2 separate regions of the Mus musculus genome follow, and region 1 is linked to region 2. The links are chromatin loops, found by intact Hi-C in ENCODE. Cell type or tissue: left cerebral cortex. All regions are shown on one strand.

The links. Hi-C counts contacts between places; a loop is a spot of excess contacts. Peaks named below come from ENCODE experiments on the same cell type or tissue, not always from the same donor. Only the 100,000 strongest peaks of a DNase experiment are listed, where the experiment ranks them.
Region 1: a loop joins it to region 2, with 7 times the contacts of the local background. A loop is called at or near these places in 21 of 42 quality-filtered maps.

Annotation. Positions count from the first base shown.
Region 1 is chr12:29,672,382-29,680,381 of GRCm38, reverse strand. The region is part of intron 3 of Myt1l (myelin transcription factor 1-like); the gene reads right to left. It overlaps C630031E19Rik (RIKEN cDNA C630031E19 gene), which reads left to right. Exons shown (of 4, transcript NR_046080.1): 3 at 1,272-1,372; 4 at 2,669-4,752. Among named protein-coding and RNA genes, the nearest start is that of C630031E19Rik, 10 kb to the left of the region's middle. In left cerebral cortex, CTCF peaks have their summits at 1,192, 4,074 and 4,277 (motif pointing left); a DNase peak (open chromatin) is centred at 4,263; H3K27ac peaks cover 1,397 bases.
Region 2 is chr12:29,834,160-29,842,159 of GRCm38, reverse strand. It overlaps Myt1l (myelin transcription factor 1-like), which reads right to left. Exons shown (of 25, transcript NM_001093775.1): 12 at 5,720-5,810; 13 at 4,013-4,120. Among named protein-coding and RNA genes, the nearest start is that of Gm46346, 77 kb to the left of the region's middle. In left cerebral cortex, a CTCF peak has its summit at 4,469 (motif pointing right); DNase peaks (open chromatin) are centred at 3,268, 3,497, 4,097 and 4,519; H3K27ac peaks cover 348 bases.

The DNA.
Region 1 (8,000 bases), 160 kb after region 2:
TCAAGATGCCCCCTGATAACTGCTGCTAGGAGCCACTATTCAGACTCCCAACACCATTAGTTTGGTCTTTTCCTTGAACGGGAATCATGCAACATAATTTTATTTTTGATACACAGTCTCATGTGACCCAGACTAATCGTGAACTTTCTTTTTTAGCTAAAGTGGTCCTTAAATTCTGAAATCTTGCTTCTACTTCCCAAATGCTGGGTCACAGGTACGTGCCACCACACCTGGCTGTGCCTAGATTCTTTCTGTCAATACAACTTTTATGAGTCTGAGTTGTGTTATTTACCAAGTGAATTCTAATGAACCTCTAGATCCCTAAGCAGTGCATGAGGTGACGGCAAATTTAGAGACCCCCCCCTTTTTTCTGATGTTTTGGGCCAGAATGTCCACCACATAGGTTCACTTCCTCATGCATACAGGGCAACCCACACTTGCCCAACCTTGTATGCAGAAATTTGAGTCAATAGAATCAATGATTAGCTCCATGCAATTAAGCAAATCACTAAGTCCATCCAAGTTTCTCAAACATGAATATATTAACAGCACTGCCTAACACATTTGCAGTGGTGACTGAATGAAATAGCCCATGTGTAATTATTTCTAAGGGCACATCTACCCAAATCACATCCTTTTCTTAAAGAGTGAGGCAAACTACCTGGGCTCTAGCTCCCAATTTGATTCCATGCCACGCACTCTTACACATCAATAAAAGCTTTTGTAAACTCTTAGCTCACACAGGAACTATTGTGTTCATGGCACCTAACTTGTTGGGTGCTACAATAGAGTGAGCTAATGTAGCCCAGCTATGTACGTCCATTTGTTTACTGCTGGTGTAAGTAAAATCCATGGCATTAGTTATACCAAGAAACTAAAGAAAAGTATGTATAGGTGATAGAAGAACGACAGACAATTCTATGCCAATTTTAAACAAAGAGGGGGATACAAGTATCTACCTAATTCAGTAGCACAGGCTGTATTAAATGTGAAATATTAATGGCTCTGCAGCAGGAAGAGGACGAGAGATGTCCTTATCTCACTTCCATTCGTGGGGCTCCAGTTAACACTGGGAGTTAATCGCCTAACATATTCGCATGAATATTGAAAGAGAATGTGCTTTGTTTGCATATGAAATGATCTCGTACCAGGAAAACAGAAGGAACTCTTCCCAAGAATATTAAAAGGGGAAAGGAACTCCACAAGGTGGCCAGACTGAAGAAATGCACCAGGATTACTCATTGCTTTTTGTCTTTGAGATATGGATATAGAAATGGCACAAAACCCTTCTTCACTATGAAGACAGCCAGGAACATGGATAGAATACACAGAATCCGTGAGGGGAAAGACGGGCTTCCCCTGGAGGACAAGGGTAAGGTGACTAAAAATGCTCCAATCTCAAGTACAAGGTTACTCGTCTATAGTCTGTCTCTGAGTAGGTAAACAGGATATGGGTACTATATCTGGTACTACATCTTAAGGTACACAACAAATAGGCTGTTAATTGTTAGACAGAGACCATGTCCTTGCTGATATTAGGGCACAACTAAGAAGACTTAATATAGAGCCAATATTACCAAATCAGTATGGGATTGGCAGAAGCAAGGAGGAAAAAAGATCATTTGGAAATACAAAAACTTATAAATAGTCCATTGTATGTGAAAAATATCATATGATACAGGTGTAGCACATTGTGTACACAGAGGTGGCTTTTCTCAAGGAAACATTCTATGTGAGGATCTACAATGGAAAAATTAGTATCAGACCACCATGGAACGACATATACAGATACACACTTCACATCTAGTAAAGAGCCAATATTTTAAGAAGCTGTAAGTGCATTGGGGAAGCTGTGGGTATGATTATTACTGAGGACAAGGAAGAATTCCTAGATGTCATAGGAAAGAAGTCACAGAATGGATAGATTTGGCTACATAAAAAATAAGCATCTCTATGTGAGAAAAGCCCCCAGCTGCTCGGATGCTTTGTAAGCAGACTAAGTGGATAGGGAAGAAACACTTGCAACGTGAGAACTATCACCGTTCCCAATGTAGAAAGCATGAAACTTGGCAAGAAGAATATCATCTAGTAGATCAAGGTCAAGAAAAAGGTCACAGAAGTGGAAATAAGATAGGAGAATCTCATAAAGAATACCCAAGGTCATGTTCTGTCAGGTGACACACACGGTAAAGCAAGCTGACAATCTCACCAACAAAACCAACAAGAATTCAGAAAGTCATTAGCAGCCAGCATAGCTAAGCACAAGATGGGCAGGATACTGGACAGCCATGCCTGCATCACTGATCACCATTCTGAGCAGCACTCCCTGCCCCACAGCCTCATACCACAGAGTCTCTCCTGGGATAGAAATGAAAGGTAGGTGTCCAGGTATACGATCACAGCGCTGTCTATGATACTGCTTTTGGAGTGACCATCATCAGAAACACATCTGTGGTATACTAACAAGGGAATAGCACTACAAATCAAAGTTAAAACACACTATGTAACATTCCATGGCTCTTGTTTTAAAAAATGAGATAGATTATGCTATTGTGAGCCAGAGAGGCACCTATAATACGTGAGAGAGGGAGAGAAAAGGAAGTTTCCAGAACAGCCTCATAGCTTAATCCCATTGTCGGGGACACAAAAGTGTTTTGTGTCAATGCAGGTACTTCGATGAGAAGGTGGGAGCAAACTTGAACTTCTGGGCCAAGGAGCGAGTGAGACAAGCTCTTGATGTGGATGGAGCTCTTCCCTGCCTTGTTCATTCTAATCCTGCTCTTGAAATTTCAAAGAGAAACTCAGGCAGAGAAGCACATGGATCTCTTTCCATAAATATGTTCAGGACTCCAATCAGAAGCACTGACAGAAACAGTTGATGTATACATACATGCATCTATGCATACACACACACACACACACACTCATTTAAGATTTCATCGTATACATTGTGTATGCTACTGTGTCTCATAGGATGTTCCATGCAAACGCATGTGTGTTGACCACACTTCCCACATCTCCCTATACTACCATTTCCTCTCATGCCTCTCCCTGAGTCATCTTTGCTTCACTAGGAAGTTTGCCTTCCACTTTCATATAACATCTTATACTTGATTTTATGTATCTCTATAAAATCTGGGAACCACAAATGACAGAAAACATGACATTTGTGTTTCTGAGATGAACTTGATTCACCTGATATGGTTATCTCTGGTTATATCCATTTCTCTCTCGACAAACGACAATTTCATTTTTTCTTTAGATCTGGAAATTCCCATTGTGCATATATAGCACATTTTTTTAATCTACTCCTCTGTTGTTGAGCACATAGGCTGAGTGAGGGACAGTTGCGTTTTAAAGTGAAACATATTATTGTCTCTAAATATTTGTAAAGCTTCATTTCAAGAGACCTGATTTGTGTTGCAATGGCTTTGAGGAACCTTTTGATACAGCCCATGACCAGAGCAATAATGTTTGGGTTTTCCTCCTCGAACTTTTGTAACCTTACATAAATGAAACCACTAACACCTGCAAAGGATGATCCACCATACAGCCTGCAGTCTGCATGCAGCCCTGGGATAAAGACCCACAGAGACCAGTCTATTAGCACCATGACGTGGGCTACTTAGAGGACTCTGTGAAAAGGCCACTGGGAGCACAGAGCACATCAACAATGGGAGCACAACAGTCAGAGCTTTGCATAGTCACAATCCCAGCAGACATTGCCTCATCTCTGTGAAATTGCTTTGTTATGAAAGATGGCTTTTACCGCCGAAAGGTCCACGGGAGAGTTTACTCACAGATGAAGGGTATAAGGATGCTCACCATTAGATAAATGGATGGCAAATTGTACTAAGAACTAAAAGAGAGACTTTCAGCTTGGCTAATAGATCTGAGTTTATCCTGTGACGTAGGGGTAAGGGGGAATAGACAAACTGCCCTGCTGATATTGAGGCCATGGAAAGGATTTGTGACAGCAACATCATGGGAAGGCACTTTGCTTCGTTGACTGAAGGCTTTTCTAATTCACTGTTTAGGGAGGAGACTCTGCCATGAGCACCCAGGAGTCCTTCCCTGAGAGCTATTTTATACGCCATGCTCCCTGCAGTCAGCACAGGGTCTCCAGTTTGCCAGAGGGCTCCAAGAAAGCCTGTGCTTTTGTCAGAGCTCTGGGTCTCTTAGGAGCCCATTTAGGTGAAGATTACCAGTGCAGAGCCACGTGGCTTAGAGTCCAGGTTTTCAGGGCACCTGCTGCACTTCGAGTGTTCACTGCCCCCTGCTGGAAACTCTGAGGCTTTCGTCTAATTCAGACTATAATGAAGTCACTGTGCTTCCTATCTGAAGGAAACTCAGCCCCTCTTCTTCGCAGCAAATTTCCTTCCTCATATTGACCGAGAATTGATAATTACTGGAAAACGTGAGGATGAAGAGGAGACATGCTCTTCTGCCTACTGTGTTCTTGTGGAAACCCTCCGAAGCGGTGGATGCTCACAGGAGTGCTTCTTATGCCGACAGCCGTGGGCTAATGTCACCGGCATACACATCTCCAAGCACACACTTCGGAAAGGTCAAGGAGGATCACAACTCCGCAAAAGAAGGTGCTGACTTGTGGGAGGCCACCCAGACAGTGCTACCTCCCCACAGCTCCTGTCAGACCAGGCAGCTCCACTGGCAAATTAGGGAACTTGTAGATTCAGGCATCTGATAAAACAGTGCATTTAGCAAGAAAAAAATAAAACAAACTTAATCAAGGCAATAAAGTCACCCTTGCTCTTACCCCTTTTGTTTCTAAGTCGTGTGTGTGTGTGTGTGTGTGTGTGTGTGTGTGTGTGTGTGTGAAAGCACAAAGGAATAGGAAGGAAGCATCTTCACGCTTGCCCAGTGTAAACTCAGGAACACAGAAATGGAACAGCAGCACAAGGGCCTTTGCTTGGTAAACTGATACAAAAGCAAGCATGTATGTATGGGCCAAGATTGGGGAGCTAGAAGGGAGACCATGAAAGGGGAGAAAGAAGTCTCCAGAAAGGGAGAGAAAGAGAGTGATAGAAGCGCAAGACAAGAACTCATGGGGGGGGGGGGTTAGGATGGGGGAGGAAGCAGCAGGAGAGAGTTGAGATGGAGGAGTGAGTAGGAGAAGATATTAAAACAAATATGCATGAACGTCCCATAGTAAAACCCATGATTGTGCATATTAATAAAAAACAAAACAAAACAAAACCTGACAAAACCCCAAAAGTTCTTCAGTTAGTATCTTCATGTGTGCTTTGAGTTTAAAAACAAACATATAGATCAAGGTTTTAGGGACCCTGCAATCCATAGTCAATTGTTGGGTGGTTCCCGTGTATGTGCGGGCCTGGCGTAGAGAGCCTCTGGAGGAAAGGCTCACAATCTGTGGGTTGCAACCTCTTTGGTAAACCTTGACCTCCAAAACTATGTACATTTCAGTTAGTAACAGCAGCCAAATTACAGCTATGAAGTACCAACAGAATAATGTTATGGTTGGGTGGGGGTCACGACAGCATGAGGAAGGGGTCACAGCACGAGGAAGGTTGAGAATCACTACCCTAAAGGGAAGACCTGACCCAATCAGACAAGCCTGGATTTGAGGTCCAGCCTGTGGTCTCTCAGCTCTTGCCCTGACTCTCCCATCTGCACAGAGCTTGGAAGTACACATAGGTGCCATATTTGTACAAATATAAGACTAATCAATTATCCTGGGACAAAGCAATGAAAAGACAGAAGAATGATTTTGTAAACATTTGTAGTTCAATATTTAAAATGAAATTTCTGTCTTCTATAATCACTGAGCCTGCTCTTCTCATGGACTTAAGCCTTTCTAACCCTTCTTTCCAAATAGATAAAAAAAAATTACCCTTCACCTTCTCTTAAAAATCCCCAAGCCTTAAGCTGGGCATGGTGGTGCACATCTTTAAATACTTGGGAGGCAGAAGCAGGTGGATTTCTGGGTTCAAGTTCAGGTTGGACTCCAGAGTGAGTTCCAGGACAGCCAGGGCTACACAGAGAAACCCTGTCTCAAAAAAAAAAATCAAAATCAAACCCCGACACCCCCCAGCCTCTAGTGTTCCGGATTCAGTCCATCTTGTCACTGTCCCTTCCGTTGCTATCAGTAGGATGACCATTCTCTCTGCTGTCTCAGCCCCAGGTGAGCTGTCCTTCCTTGCTGTGTATACCTCATGGAAGACCCTCCCAGTCTGCCCCCACTGCAGCAGACCTGAGGACCTTGCCCTGTGCTTTGACCACCTTCAGTCCACTTTCCCAGATAAGATGGATTATTATGGTTAGAAAACAAATGCAGGACTAGGGATGTCGCTCAGTAGTAAAGTGCTTGCCTCATAAATGCAGGTCCCATTGAGTCCCCAGTACAAAACAAAACAAAACAAAACAAAACAAAACAAAACAAAACAAAACAAAACAAAACAAAACACTTGGTTGGGTCTCAGGGCACAAGCCTGGAATCCCAGCTGCTGGGGATGCTGCCACAGGAAGTTTGAAATTTCAAGGCCAACTAATGCTCCACGAGTGAACTCAAGTCCAGTGCTAGGTAACTCAATGAGAACCTATCTCAAGAGAAAAGCATTTTTTATAAGGAGCTTCAGTAGAGCATGTTCCTAGCATGGTACGGTTCTGGGTTTAACCCCACACCACAAACTTAAGCCAATTGACCACAAAACAAAAGAAGAGAATTTAAAAAAAGAAAAGTGCTTCCCAATACCCCATCAACCGAAAGTTCCTGTTTTTGCAAAGCCATGGAAGTCTTGTCCTTGCAAAGTCTACTGAAGAAGACCCAGCTCCTGCAGGGACATTTGGGAGGAAACTGGGCTTAGGTGAGGTCGTGAGTGTGGACATTTTGATGAGATCAACATCCTGTAAGAAAGAGACAAGTGTTCACTCTATCACATGTGGGTACAGCAAGGTTGAAAGCCAGAAAATGGCCCTCAGCAGACCCCCAGCTCTTGGGTTTTTGGTATCTATGACTGAGAAGTGCCTGCCTGTGTTTGTCATTGCACCCTGGCGGAGCTGTGACACAAGCTTCTTTGACCTACTGTGGAACTCCTTATTAGGAACTGCATGTACATCCCTCCTTCTGGTCCTTCCATTATCCCAGCACAAGACTTGGCTGCTGAGGCACACCTATGGCACCTCCTCAGAGCTTCCCTTGCTCTTAGCTTCCCCGTCTTGCCTGCTTCTGCTCCTGGGACAGAGAGTGGGTCCTCCTTGTTGTTTGTAAGTATTGAGTTCTCTGTGTAAATAATTAAGTTGTCTTAGTGACATTGCAGGGAAAGAACAGCCTGCCTGTTGCCATCCCTGAGTATGGACCACATATGTTGACTAAAGATAGGAATGAATGGAACACAGAGAGAAAGGGGGAAGATGGTGGATGGGCCACGGGTGGGCAGTGAAGCATACTGGGTATTCTGCTCTTTGGACAAATCCTGATCACCATACAATGGTGATGATCAGGGATCACCAAAATGTGGAGAGAGACCTGGAGAGGACAGGTGCAAGATGTCCGGTAAAAAATTAATGTGCCCTTCCATTCCATGAACTGCACATCTCCAGGAAGCCTATCTACAACATTGCCTGGGTTCCTCCTCCTCTTTTTTCTGTAAGGCCCTTCACCCCTACGGTTCTATTTGAAGAGATGGCTGTGCAGACATGGTTCTGTGTTCATTTCAGAGCATGCGGAAGAACCTTAGGCAGCCTGCCTCTGTGGTTTCAAGGGGTTACCGTGTCTCCAAAGAGTGAGGAATTTAAATTCTTCCGCTCCTCACCAACAAGATTGTGTCTGATATCCGGAAACGGCTCAATTCTTCAAGCCGTAGCTAAGAATTGTCCTGACAGGCAAACCCATTCCCAGCACTCAGGAGCAGTTGCAGAGAGATGGAGAATATTGCTCTTCACCCCCCACCCTCCCCAAGAGCAAGGAGTAAGTCAATCAAAAGGGCCTGGCATAACCCAATTGCTTTGTTGGTTTAAAA
Region 2 (8,000 bases):
AGAATACTTAAAATGTATTGTATCATTTTATCTCACTTTCAGAAAGAATGTCGGTAAGACATGACACAGGCAGTTGAGGAAGAATTCAGTCTATAGGCATTGCGTTTGTGGGGTTTACAAAGAGTAGAGGAATCATACAATGACAATGACACGGACTCTTAAAACTAAGAAACAGACACACATAGGAACACAGAATGAGACAAAACTGTATCAGAATTTATCTAGTTGGGCATTAAAATAGAATTGTAGGAGAACCTATGAGCAAATAAATATTCATGTTCCTTCAATGTTCTTTATCTAGTAGTCCTTTATCTTAGACTTTGGGATAAAATATTTAAATGGAGGGGGTTTTGATTCTTATTCCTTTACTAATGTGTCTGTGTCTATTTTAAAAGTGGAAACCACCTCAAACACAAAAGAATTAAGTTAAACATTGGTGCCCTTATACTCTTTAAGCAATTTTTGTTCTGTATAATAGATACCGATAGGTGTTTGCACATCTCAATCTCAAGTCTTAAACTTTTTCTGAGGTAAAATATTGTTAAAAGTCCTTGCAGGCAGGTATCCCCATATTTCCACCATTTTTGAACAGTGTATTTACGTAAAATGGCCCTTAATTTCAGGAGGGGTTATTGATCATTCTATTTCCCATTTATATCAAACTTTTTTCCAAAAAGTAAGACCTCAAGAAGCTGGAAAGAACACAAATGTCCCTCAACAGAGGAATGGATACAGAAAATGTGATTCATTTACACAATGGAGTACTCCACAACTATTAAAAACAATGAATTTATGAAGTTCTTAGACAAATGGATGGATCTGGAAGATATCATCCTGAGTGAGGTAACCCAATCACAAAAGAACATATATGATATGCACTCACTGATAAGTGGATATTATTAGCTCAGAAGATTGGAATACCCAAGATAGCAATTCACAGAGCACATGAAGCTCACGAAGAAGGAAGTGTAGATACTTTGATTCTTTTTAGAAGGGGGAAAAATACCCATGGAAGGAGTTACAGAGACAAAGTGTGGAGTAGAGACTGAAGGAATGACCAGCGGGAGATTGCCCCACCTGAGGATCCATCCCATAAACAACCACCAAACCCAGACGCTATTGTGGACGCCAACAAGAACTTGCTGACAGGAGTCTGATACAGCTGTCTCCTGAGAAGCTCTGCCAGCGCCTGACAGATACAGAAGTGAATGTTTACAGGCATTCATTAGACTGAGCACAGGGTCCCCCGTGAAGGAGCCAGAGAAAGGACCCAAGGAGCTGAAGGGGTTTGCAGCCCCATAGGAGGAACATCAATATGAACTAACTAGTAACCCCAGAGCTCCCAGAGACTAAAACACCAACCAAACAAAACACATGGTGGGACTCATGGCTCTAACTTGCATATACAGCAGAGGATGGCCTAGTCGGTCATCAATGGGAGGAGAGGCCCTTGGTCTTGTGAAGGTTCAATGCCCCAGTACAGGGGAATGCCAGGGCCAGGAATGAGAGTGGGTGGGTTGGGGATAGGGGAGGGAAACCAACCAGGAAAGGGGATAATATTTGAAATGTTAATAAAGAAAATATCTAATAAAAAACAAACAAACGAGAAAAATGAAAAAATGGGTGTTACGGCCGAGGGGAACAAAAACCAAAACCAAAACTATGGTGAACCACGTTAGTGGTTAGTGTTGGCTCACGGTCTATCTACAAAGGCCAATCACAGATGACAAACTTTTCCTTGCTCAAACCTGGAAATCCTGCCCGTACCTCAGTGGGAAATACTGCCGGTTCGTCATCCTGAAACACTGCTGCTGCACCCAACTGGGAGACAGCCCAGCCCTGGATGCCCAGCCTGCTCCTGGGCGGACTCACTACCTGCCCTCGGCCGGACTCACTGCCTCTCCTCAGCTGGGAACACGACCTGGGTCTTAGCCGGATGTACGGCCTGACTACCGGAAACACTGCCTGTTCCCCCCGGAAACACGGCCGCAGTCAGCCTACTGGAGACAAGGCTTATCAGCCCGAATGCAGCCTGGTCTCAGCTTGAGGTGGGGAAAACCTCAGCGCGCACCTGACTGGGAAGTCCTTCGTGGACTTCCGGTGTGTGAAATGGAAGCTGTTGGGTGGGCTGGGGCGGCCACCGCAGTGAGGGTTTGTGGGAGGTCAGAGCGCGAAGGACGTCCTCTCTGGGACCAGGATGGGGGTCCTTGAGGCTCGGCCTGCATGTGTTTGTCTGACTTCCACAGCCTCTCTAATTCATGGAAAACATATTTAGGAAATATAAAAACTGCTAAAAGAGACGATAACCCAGAATTCTTTCAGATTTAAAACTGTTGAAATTTTGGTATAATTTTTTAGTACTTAAAAAAAGTGATATAATTTGCCCCTGATTTCACATGGCACTTGCCATTTCTTTTAGTTGCTTATGTTGTTTTGTTTGTTTTGATTTTTTGAGACAGGGTTTCTCTGTGTAGCCCAGGCTGTACTGGAACTCACCCTGTAGACCAGGCTGGCTTCAAACTCAGAAATCTGCCTGCCTCTGCCTCCCAAGTGCTGGTATTAAAGGCGTGCGCCACCATTGCCTGGCTTATTTGCTTATGTTTTAAAAGCACCTTTTCTGGTGTGGTATTAGAATAAGAATGTGACATTGCTGAGCTATTTTCCTTCACAATTTCCCACATTTCCTTTGGCTAAGGACTCTGCTTCCTTAAACATCCTTGGGAATTGCGGGAATCCTCCACTGATTAGTGGACTGAGAGGTGGGGAAGAAGTTGGACAACTTGTTTAGTATTCAGTCATATCTGCAAAGGGATAGTGGCAGTAAATAGGAAACTGAGAGGCAGACAAGAGGTTCACCTAAGTTCTCATCATAATGCAGAGAATATCAAAAGTCAGAGAAGGATTATCTTGGAAAAGAGGGATTATAGCTACATTTAGTTTTTTATTTTTGTTTAAATATATAAAAATTCCTATACACTTTTTAACTTTCTCAAAGGAGAAAGGAAATTTAATTAATTGCAAAAAAAAAATACTAAATGAGGACCAAAATGTGTCTATCTCTTGCCTAGTAATTTTCTCTAAGTAACTTATCCCAAAGAAATACCTATAGTAGAAGCCAAATGCTGTATCTATGGGAAACTATTCATCATTACTCTTTAGAGACAGCCCGTATGCCTCTGAGCTAGCACAGAGTTATGACTGTGGTACAACATCCACGGAACTGGGTATATTCAAATGAGAACATGACGATGATAGCATTTTATGGGGAGACATTGTCACGAGAGTAAGAAAGCAGAAATACACGGACTGTCACAGACTTCATGAGATGTGTGTGAAGTCTGTGAGGAACGTAGATGTCGTCTTCTACCTATAAACATCTTCCTGATTTTGGAAAACGGGGTTCAGTCTTGCTCCTCGGCACTTTTCCACTTTAACCTGCAGTGCTAAGTCAGGTAGTCGTGAGCCCCTGTGCTCTGTCTTGCCTGTCAAGCGGCAGTGATGCCACCTACTTCCACCCACATCTCAGGGTGTGTGAGGATAAGGGGTGATGACAGCTTTGATGGCTTTTCATACAGAAAACTTCCAAGCACAGGGAATGTGGCATTTGTCATTCCTGCATTTTTAAAAAGGCCCCGTGCCACCCATAAGCAGGTGCTGTACTTTGCTTCAAACTGGGATAAAATTATAATGGGCTACTAACATTACTGATTTCTAAAACTTCTATTTTAGTTAGCATTCATAGAATTATGAATTGTCAGGACTACAAATCATAGAACTCCATCCAGTTCTCTGACTGCTGAAGTCATGCTGAGCCACTGGAGTTACACTGACCACCAGACTTCTACATACTCTCTCAGGATTGAGGGCACAGGACTCAGCTTCTAATCTGGCATAGCTTCCTTCCCTCCTTCAAGAACACATCTACTCCATGGAGCATCTCCAACACTCTCTCTGCTCTGTGTCAGGATAGATTCTGAGAGAAATCCCTTGATGACACACTTCGGCTGAGTACCTGAGGACTCGGTCTGAGGCCTGGTTGGATTTGGACACATCACAGCTCTGGTGTTTCTCTTGGGCCTTTGCCAGTTTTTCTGCAGCAGCAATGGGGCATCCAGAGAGGCTACAATGACAGAAGATAGATTTAACTGAATGGTCTCAAATGGCTTGCCACACACTGATAACATTCACCATGTTCTGTCCTTCATCCAGCTAAGATGACCCTGAGGTAGATGGAGGTAGGAGAATTTCCCAGCCTGCCTGGTACTATATATTTCCTGGGCTCTGGCATATAGCTCTTATGACAGACAGCACCAGGCCTGTCCGATGAGTATGCCAAATTCCAGGAAGCAAATACAACACAGGCTGGTTAAACTTTCAGGCAGAAATGCTGGAGTGCTGGCCATTTCTGCAGGTCAGGCAGTAGCAGCTAGAGAAGGAGTTTTTGAGACTCAAGAGTGGCAGTTAGTTGGCTATACCAGAAGGTGGCACTCTGAGCTGATACCAGAGGTATCTATCTATAAGGCTTCAGGGATTCTGACTTGAGCTCACCAAAGGAGGGGCAAAGAAAGGGAGGTACAGCAGGAATACCTCCAGGACTTCAGGCAAATGTGATTCTTAACTAGTGCAGCAGGATCAGGATGGCAGAGGGAACACTGAGGCCTCTTTGTTTGAGCTGCTTCCACAGGAAGTCATAGTATCTGCATGCTTGCCTCCGTGTGTTCTAGCTCCGTGTGTGTGGCCATCCATGTGTACACGTGTGTTGATGGCAGAAAAAGGAACTGACACTGTGGGCTCTGCACAGCACTCAGCCGGGATCTCCTGCATCGCTGCCAGCTCCTGCAGACTCAGTACCAGAGACCTTCTGCAGGGCATAGAGCTGTGGTCTGTTTTATTATAAACTTGACACTGGTAACCAAGCTTCTTGTTGTGACTAACCAGTGAGGTAAAAATTAAGAGAGCTTTTACAGCTTCCTTCCCCCATTTAAGAAGAAATCTAAGCTGTGGCAAGACAGATCTAACCGAGTTACATTTTGCTACTGCAAAAGAAGTGATCTGCTATCACCTAGATTTTGAGAGGAACTTAGTGACTCTTATAATGTCTGAAGAGGATGGGGAAGAAAGCTGGAACACTATCAAGAGTACAATTCTGACAGTGTATATTTTCAGCAGTAGTCCAGTTAAAGCCATTGACCTGGAGCCGCGTCCTCACTGGTGTACCCCTGCCAGATGCGTTTGGACATCTGCTCATATTTTAATGATGTTGATGCTGATGGCCAGGGGACTCATCAAATTCAAGAGCAGCCAAGTTAGTCCTCTGTATTTGCCCTGCTGGGTTCTAGTTCACAACCCTGAATGGTAAGTGACAGACAGCCTCTCCTATGAGAGAAGGTTAGAGAAACTTGCTGGATTCCTTCTGGTCTCTTTCATTGTAAGTGGCTATGGGTTCCATCTTAGATGCTGTACTGAGTAGGTGACTTTGTGAGGGAACAGTGCTCTATTATACTAGAGGAGGCAACATAACTGAAGAAATTAAGTCTTCAAAAACGGGCAATTGACCCTTTGACATTTCTGTACGTGCTATGACCAACTCTCCAGGAGCAATGTGTGAGGTCTGCCGCTCTCCTTTGGAAGGGAGGGGCTGCATAGCAGTAAAGAGCTACCATGGGGAAGGGCTGTGGGTGGCTTCTTCTAGCATAGACCCCAGCAGAGTGTGGCTTACCTTCTGTGCGAGTTCCTGTTGCTATTCACATGCCCTCGCCCTGTGCAGCCTGGAGTGGGACACTTGAGAACATTTTCATGCATGGCAAGAACTTGACAAAGGAGAGGCAAAAAAACAAATAGCCCAGCATTAAAAGAGAGAAATATTGAGAATACAATATGCAATTGTTTTAACAGGCTAGATTAGTTTAAGACAAACTACAAACGTCTGTGATGTGCATGACCAGGAAATATATGTGGGAAGAGAAAGAAGATTGTATGACTGTCCTCAGGCATGCAAAGCAGGGTGCACTGGCAGGGAGCCATGGGGGTCAGAGAGCGCCATAACTGAATAGTCCCATGTGGGACAGAAGCAAGGGCCACCCTAGTGTATCCCATAGATAAGCACTGGATGCCGATCAGCCATGTAACAGCACATAGCCTGGGCGTTTAAAAAAAAAAAAAACATGCCTGTGCTTTGGAAACACATGGGATTGTGAAAGTCTGATGTGAGTGAGCCAAACTTTAAATCTCATTTTTAAAATAAATCACGTTTACCTAGGAAATTAGAATCTTTTGTGCTTTCAGTAGAATGAACAGGAATAATTAGATCCCTGCATTTTTACCACATGAAATTAACAAATAGGAAGATGAGAGAGCTGGTCCCCAGGGCACAAGGACACTGCCTACTGGCATCCAGGGAGGCTGGTCCTTATTGTTCCATCCTTTGTCTGCTGAGACATGTGGGGTTAGGAGTGATGGGGAAGTCAAGACAACTGACTTCAAAGGAGCCTGCTGGCCATATATGCTCTGCCTGTCTGATCTAGATGTCTGCAAAGCCCAGTCCTAACTGCCTGCAAAGCCTGCCTATGGTCAAGTGGTCTTGTGAGGTCTGCTCAGCCATGTCTGCCCACACTTGTCACTATTGTCCATGGCTTCTCTCCCGTGGAGCGGTCATTGTCTTGCTGGGCCCTGTGTGAAGTTTCCACATGCCCTTGTGCCTGTCCATGTTTTGCGTCTTTACTACTGGTGAATTCCTTACGAACAGTCCATTGCTGTTTTGTTCTTAAGCCCTCATAGCTCCTGCCTCTTTCTTTAGGTATGGCTAAAGTTATGAATTAAAGTTTAGATATGAATTAAGGTGGAAATGTCAGCATTCAGCTCATTTCCTGTGAGGGCCTGGAGGGGGCCTAGGAGAACCCCTTTCAGAGGACTCCCTATCTCAGAGGAAGATATGCCCTTCTCTTTGAAATCTGCAATCTTACTAGCCTATTGACCTGTTAGAATGGCACACACTCCTCTTTTACCTTAACACATGCCTTTCTTTCTCTTTATGCTAAATATTTCTATTATAAAATCTTCCCTGGAGAGAGCAAACACCTTTCAGGCTTAGCCGTGCGGTAGAGTTTAAATGGCTGTGTCCTGCTAAGTGGAGACACAGAAATTATCTATGTTCAGTCCACACCTGTAGTGGCATCTGCTTCCTCAGTCTGCATGTTGCCTCTGTGAACTGTCTCAAACCGTTTCTCCTCTTCAGTTTGTGGCGCTACCCTCACTACTTTCCCCAGTCTTTCTCTGAAGACTGGGAAGACTTTCAAACAGGAACCCCAGTGACCTCTAACCGTTCCTCCTAGGCTCCTTCTGAACCTCAGCCTTCATACCTGGGGCTTTTGAAAAAAATGCTATTTTACCTGGTTGCTGCCCCACATCTCTTTCTTTACCTCACCTTTCCACACAAGCCTATGTTGGGGCTCCTTTCTGTCACTCACACTTCATGCCTTTCCCTGGTAACTCACTCCTGTTTTTACTGGAGCTCAAAAGATGCCACCTAGGGTGCCACCCACTAGACCTACTTCTTGGTATCCTCCCATGCTACCTAGCACACTTTAAGTCTGTACTGTGGAGTGGTGACAGAAACTCTGTCTGGCTCAGTTGGGGTCTCCTTAGGCACAGAACTGCCCTTTGTCATTTAGTCAGTATGTTACAGGGCAGAGCCCTTCACTGAATTCATCTGGGCGGAAATGGATGGGAAGCCAGCCCAGAAAACCAAACAAGGCTACTATGGAGTACTCTACTTACTATTATCTTTACACTTTACAGTATTATGAAGAACTACTCACGAGAAAGCAGTTAGAGTTCCTCTGTACCTCCATGCCGGCTATACCCTTCATGAGACATGTTCTCATCTAGACCAGGCTAATGTCAAACTCAGCCCTCCTGCTTCTACTTCCCAGGTTCTGGGATTATAGGAATGCACCATGCCTGCCTTTAGAAATGCTTTGCTTCAGACAGTTTGTAAGACC